2 separate regions of the Homo sapiens genome follow, and region 2 is linked to region 1. A link is an interaction called in ENCODE POLR2A ChIA-PET data of the cell type or tissue named here. Cell type or tissue: MCF 10A. All regions are shown on one strand. Each heading gives the region's core, and the rest is flanking DNA. Links, peaks and the distances in the headings are about the cores only. Region 1 has its middle 180 kb from the start of ARL4A. Region 2 has its middle 8.4 kb from the start of ARL4A.

The links. ChIA-PET counts read pairs that join two places held together with the same protein. Peaks named below come from ENCODE experiments on the same cell type or tissue, not always from the same donor. Only the 100,000 strongest peaks of a DNase experiment are listed, where the experiment ranks them.
Region 2: POLR2A ChIA-PET joins it to region 1 with 7 read pairs; 2 of 35 experiments call an interaction of 5 or more read pairs at or near these places.

Annotation. Positions count from the first base shown.
Region 1 is chr7:12,863,634-12,866,550 of GRCh38, reverse strand. No RefSeq gene overlaps it. Among named protein-coding and RNA genes, the nearest start is that of ARL4A, 180 kb to the right of the region's middle. In MCF 10A, for the core only: no CTCF peak of the experiment used is centred there; no DNase peak of the experiment used is centred there.
Region 2 is chr7:12,694,576-12,697,492 of GRCh38, reverse strand. No RefSeq gene overlaps it. Among named protein-coding and RNA genes, the nearest start is that of ARL4A, 8.4 kb to the right of the region's middle. In MCF 10A, for the core only: no CTCF peak of the experiment used is centred there; a DNase peak (open chromatin) is centred at 1,292.

The DNA.
Region 1 (2,917 bases), core at 118-2,617:
TCCTGACATTAAAAGCTTTATGTAAAGTCTTAGCCTTTGGAATCTTCCAGTTATCGTGTTTCAACACATTGTACTGGGTGACATTTAAAGTCTTTACAAGCTCATGTGTTATTTAAGCCCTCATTGTCATCGCTCTGTTGCCTCACAGCAGATTTTTCTCAGGAATGAAACCCACTGACCCGACTAACACCACCAAAAAAATATGAACTCATTAAGTCCAAGTAGCTCTTATAAACCAAATCACTAATCCCTTAAACTATTTTGCTTCCCAGAAATCTTTTGTTCTTAAAGACTTAGCTTTGATGCGAAGTCATCCATAATTATTTTCAATAGGGCTATTCCAAAGACACCTAATCTAATTAAAGCTGTCTAAAACAACGTTCAATTCCTCCCCCTTTAGAAGTTTCTAATGAATTTTAAGAGTTTTTCCCTTGTGATTAACGAAGAAATCTATTAAGGATAATCTTATTATTCAAGATCACCTGTCAAAATTCCTCTGTCTTCATTCTATTACTATTTACCCACTCGAACTTCTTTGAGTTTCTTCAAAACAGCTATTTTGAATTATCTCTCTGAAAAGTCACATATCTTTGTTTCTCCAGAATTGGTCCCTGGTGTATTTAGTTCAGGGGTAAGGTCATGTTTTCCTGCATGGTCTTGATGCTTGTAGATATTCACTGGTGTCTAGGCATTGTAGAATTAGGCATTTATTGCAGTCTTTGCAGTCTGGGCTTGTTTGTACCTGCCTTGCTTGGGAAGGCTTTCCAGGTATTTGAAAGGACTTGGATGTTGTAATATAAGCTGTGTCTGCATTCGCAGGCATCCTAAGCCCAGTAATCCTGTGGTTCCTGCAGACCCATGGAGGTACCGCCTTAGTAGTCTTGGACAAGAATTTTCTGGATTACAACTACAACTTCTGTAGAGACTCTTGTTCTCTTCTCTTACTTTCTCCCAAACAAATGGAGTCTCACTCTCTCTGTGCTGAGCCACCTGAGCTAGGGGTAGGGTGCCATGAGCACTCCTGTGGCCACCACCACTGGGACTGTGCTGTTTTAGACCTGAGGCCAGCACAGCACTGGTTCTCACCCAGGGCCCACTGTAACCACTATTTGACTACTGTCTACGTTCACTCAAGGCTCTAGGGCTCTACAATCAGAAAGAGGTAAAGCCAGACAGACTTGTGTCCTTCATGTCAGGGTATTGTGTTCCTCCAGACCCCACATGGGTCCAGAATGCTGTCTGGGAGCCAGGGACTGGAGGCAAAAACCTTGGAAATCTATCTGATGTTGTATTCTACTGCTAAGCTGGCACTCAAACCACAAGACAAAGTCCTTCCCACTCTTCCCTCCCCTTTCCACAGGCAGAGAAGCATCTCCCACCACAGACTCACAGCAGGTACTGCCAGGCTACTGCTGATGTTCACTTAAGGCTAAAGGGCTCTTTAGTCAACTTGTGGTGATGCTTGCCAGGCTTGGAACTCAGCCTTCAGAGCAGTGGCTTCCCACTGGCCCAGCACAGGTCCAGAAATGCCATCCAAGAGCCAAGGCCTGAAATTGAGGACCCCAATAATGGTAGCAGTGAGCCATCCAGAGTGCCCGCTGCCATTGCACCAGGAGCAGTGGCAGAAGTGGCTGTGGGAGTGGCAGTAGTGGCAGTGGGACCCCTGTGCCCTGTGGCCCCTGTGCCCAGCATTCCTAAGGCAGCCAACTGCACCACCCCCACCCTCACGTGGCGGGGATCCACTCCCAGGCGTGAAGCCTCCGCCACTTCAGACCCTGGACCTGTGTCACCACTCTCACCCTCCACCACTGCGCGGAGGGCACAGGGTGGAGGCAGACAATCCCCAGGGCTGCCCCTGGGAGCCCCCCGGGAGCCCAGCCCTCTAGGGGCCACTGCAATGGGTCCAAACTAAGCCACCCAATGTAGGAAGAGCAGTGCAGGTGGGCATAAAGGAGCAGGCAGAGAGGGGCCCAGCTAGGACCTGGAGCCCCCACCCCGGGCTGCAAGGAGGTACAGCCAGGGCTGCATGCTGTACAGAGCCAATGGGAGCCAGGGACGAGTGGGAGCCCCGCTCCTGCAGGTGGGGTGGGAGCTCCCAGGTGCATCTGCAGCCTCCCTTCTGCAGCTGTGAACTCAGGCATTTCTGCACTCTCAGGCACCTGGGATGGTCCCCTGCCCTACCACAGACTTGAAAGTGCCTGCTTCCACTGCCTGGCTTCTCCCTGATGTCAGCCTCCCTACAGACTTTGGGTGCCAACAAGCAGGGGAGGCAGGCCAAGGAGGGACTGAGGACAGCCTGGTACTGGCCTGCAGGCATGCCTTGGCATGAACAGTCTGGGTGCCATTAACAAGCAGCAGGAAGCAGACAGGCTCCTAGGCCGAAGGGGGCTGGTCCTCAGTGAAGCCCAACCTTCAAACCAGGGAGAACCTGAAGCCTGGGGGTCAGGCCACCAGTCCCACAGACCGGAGTGGAAACTTGTGGTGCTTTTCCCTCGGTCTGCCCATGCCACCCATGGACTAATCAGCATGTACTTCTTCCCCTCTGAGGCCCATAAAAACCCCAGACTCCGCCAGACTCAAGCACAGGACAGAGAGACTATGGGGAGATGATGGGACAACCAGCTGCAGAGAGGAGCTGCCCACCCCAGAGTCTCCTCTGTGCTGAGAGCTGAGGAGAAGACAGGATAACCAGCAGCATAGAGGAACTTCCCTCTCTGCTGAGAGCTGAACACTCGACAGGACGACCTGCCTACAGAGAGGAGGTGCCCACTGCAGGTCTCCTCCGAACTGTTCTATCACTCAATAAAGCTTCCTCTTTGTCTTGCTTACTCTCCACTTGTCTGCATACCTCATTCTTCCTGAACTCAGGGCAAGAATTCAGGATCTGCTGAATGGCAGTGCTAAAACAGCTATAACA
Region 2 (2,917 bases), core at 270-2,769, 170 kb after region 1:
GGCTCATGCCTGTAATCCCAGCTCTTTGGGAGGCTGAGGCAGGTGGATCACGAGGTCAGGAGACCAGCCTGGCCAACATAGTGAAACCTCATCTCTACTAAAAATACAGAATTAGCCAGGCGTGGTGGTGGGCGCCTGTAATCCCTGCTACTTGGGAGGCTGAGGCAGGAGAATCGCTCGAACCCGGGAGGCAGACGTTGCAGCGAGCCGAGATCACGCCACTGCACTCCAGCCCGGGGTGACAGTGCGAGACTCCAAAAAAAAAAAAAAAAAAGATGTATGCTGCAACTATGGAATAACAAAAAGAATAGTAAAAGAATGTATAACCAGGGGGGAGGGGTGAGGGGGTGAGAAGAAAAAAGACTTAATCTAAAAGAAAGAAAGGACATAAAAATAAACAGTCAAATGGAAAAATGTGGTAGATTTAAACAAAATATCAGTAATTTGTAATTAAATATATAAAGACCAAGTAAAAGCAAACTATCATTAAAAATACAATTGTCAGACAGGTAAATGCTCTATTCTGATTTTGCAACTTCATATCCTGCCATTCTGTCGATTGCTCACCAGTTCTAAGCATACTTAGTCTACTCGGTTCAGTGATTTTCCATCTCAGGGCCCTTGCAAATAAAGTTCCCTCTGCCTGAGATGCTCTTTCTTCTACTCTTCTCATAGCTCTTTAGATAAATCAGAAAAATCTCCAACCACTTTATCCAGTGAAAGTCACCCCTATTGTTTTCTCATCCTTAGCCCTCTGTTTCCTTCATAGCACTTTTCACATTTTTTATTTTACTAACTGCAACCTCTACCTCCTGGGTTCATGCCATTCTCCTGCCTCAGCCTCCTGAGTAGCTGGGACCACAGGCGCGTGCCACCATGCCCGGCTAATTTTTTGTGTGTATATTTTTAGTAGAGATGTGGTTTCACCGTGTTAGCCAGGATGGTCTTGATCTCCTGACCTCGTGATCCACCCACCTCGGCCTCCCAAAGTGTTGGGATTACAGGCGTGAGCCACCACGCCCGGCCTATTTTATTAACTTTTGTCTGATATCCCTTTAGAATTAAGCTTCATTTATTTGTTAACTATGCACATATGTGAGTGTTTAGTATGTGCTGTGTGGTTTATAAGAGCTAGGGATATGGCAATGGATAAATGCCCCGTCCCTGTGGAGCTTACTTTCTAGAGTAGGAAAGAGACAAACTACCCTTCTGTTTTGGTGATTGCTATATTCTAAACACCTGGCAGCATGAGGCAGTTGTTCATATACCTGAGTGAATGTTTGGTCTACTTGCTAGAAATCATGCCAGATGACTCATAAAGCTTCCTTCATAAATAACCTTGTAAGAGAGATAATGTTGCCATTTAAAGGTGAGAAGGCTGTAGCTAAGAGAAATTAAGTAACTTGCATTCAGTTACACAGCTAATACATGTCAATACTCTACCTGTATAATTTAACATAAACACCCAGTTTCTAACATGAGAGCTGCTGACAGATTGATCAAGCAAGAAAGACCATCTTTCTTTATAGAATAGACTGAACGTGTTTTACTTATTTGATGAATCAAATGCATCTTGGGTTTAGCCTATTGGTTATAAGCCATTTGGATCTGCCCGTTTTCTTCAAGTATTCCTACTGTGATAGGTCTTTGATTTTTCCTTACCATATCTGCTAGTCCTCAAAATAATTGGCTATCATCATTGAAACCCGTGACATTCAAAGTTCTCAAAAGGGTTACAGAAAAAACAACACTGTAGGCACTACTTATTAATAGTACTTCATCTCTAAAGCTTTAACTGGTCTCTTGTGAGATGGGCAGGACTATTTGTAAATTTCTAAGATATCACCTATTAAGCATACAATATATATAAAATTAGTAAAAGGAAAAGTGTCTATTCCATATTGCCTTTCCCTGGGGTTGCTCAGATTTCTCCTAAGCCATCTGATCTGAGACATCCCTGGATCAGACAGCATTCTGTTTGGTTATTATGACATAAATGTCAAGCCAATGAAAAACATTCCACTATGTAGAAGAAAAGGGTCTAAGACAGGTAAAGTTTCACTAGGCCAGTTCTATTTATGATCCCTTTATTCCTGCCACTAAAAGTATTATCCCTCTGGCATCCCCAGCCCACAATTTTTAAGTTCCAAAACAATGGTTTCTAAATCTGGCTGATCTAGGTGTGTTTAAAAAACATCCTACAAAGAGGTGGAATATAAATTACTGGACCCATTTCCTAAAGATTCCATTCAAAATGTCTGAAGTGAAGTGTAGGAATCTCAAGAGCTCCTTAAGTCATTCTGAAGTATAGCCAGTTTAGAAAAATGTCATTCTAGGGAACTCCATTTTGTCACTCACCCATTTCTGGGTATCTTCAGGTAGATGACAGATTAAGGGAAACAAGCACTTTTCATCTGAATACTTAAGAAATACAACAGCCCACTGGATGCCCACAATTTCTAATCCCCTGCTGTTTAGTTATTCAGTTTCTGCACTAAAAAGGAACAAAGAAAAAACCCCATAAAACAAATATTCAGATTCTCGTTGACATTACAAAGAGCTGCAACAGGAAGAGTTCTTTTTCAATCAGAGGGCTGTTATATATCAGATGTCTTCCATGTAAATTACTTAAATTTTCACAAAACAATTCTACTGCTTGAACTGAGAAGAAAAATATTGCCTAGAAAAAATTCCTCATGATTGTGGAAAATATTCATGTACATCAATTTTAAAAGAGAGGTTCCTAAAGTATTGTGTGTAAAATTTTTTGTCCCAAATTCAGTATTTTTAAATATACTTGAAGAACTGTATATATTAAATAAACCAGACTCAACATGTCTACAAAGCAAGTAAGAGATTTTGTGAAACAAATATATCTAAAACATAATCCCACATAAAATAACAATTCCAAGTGACC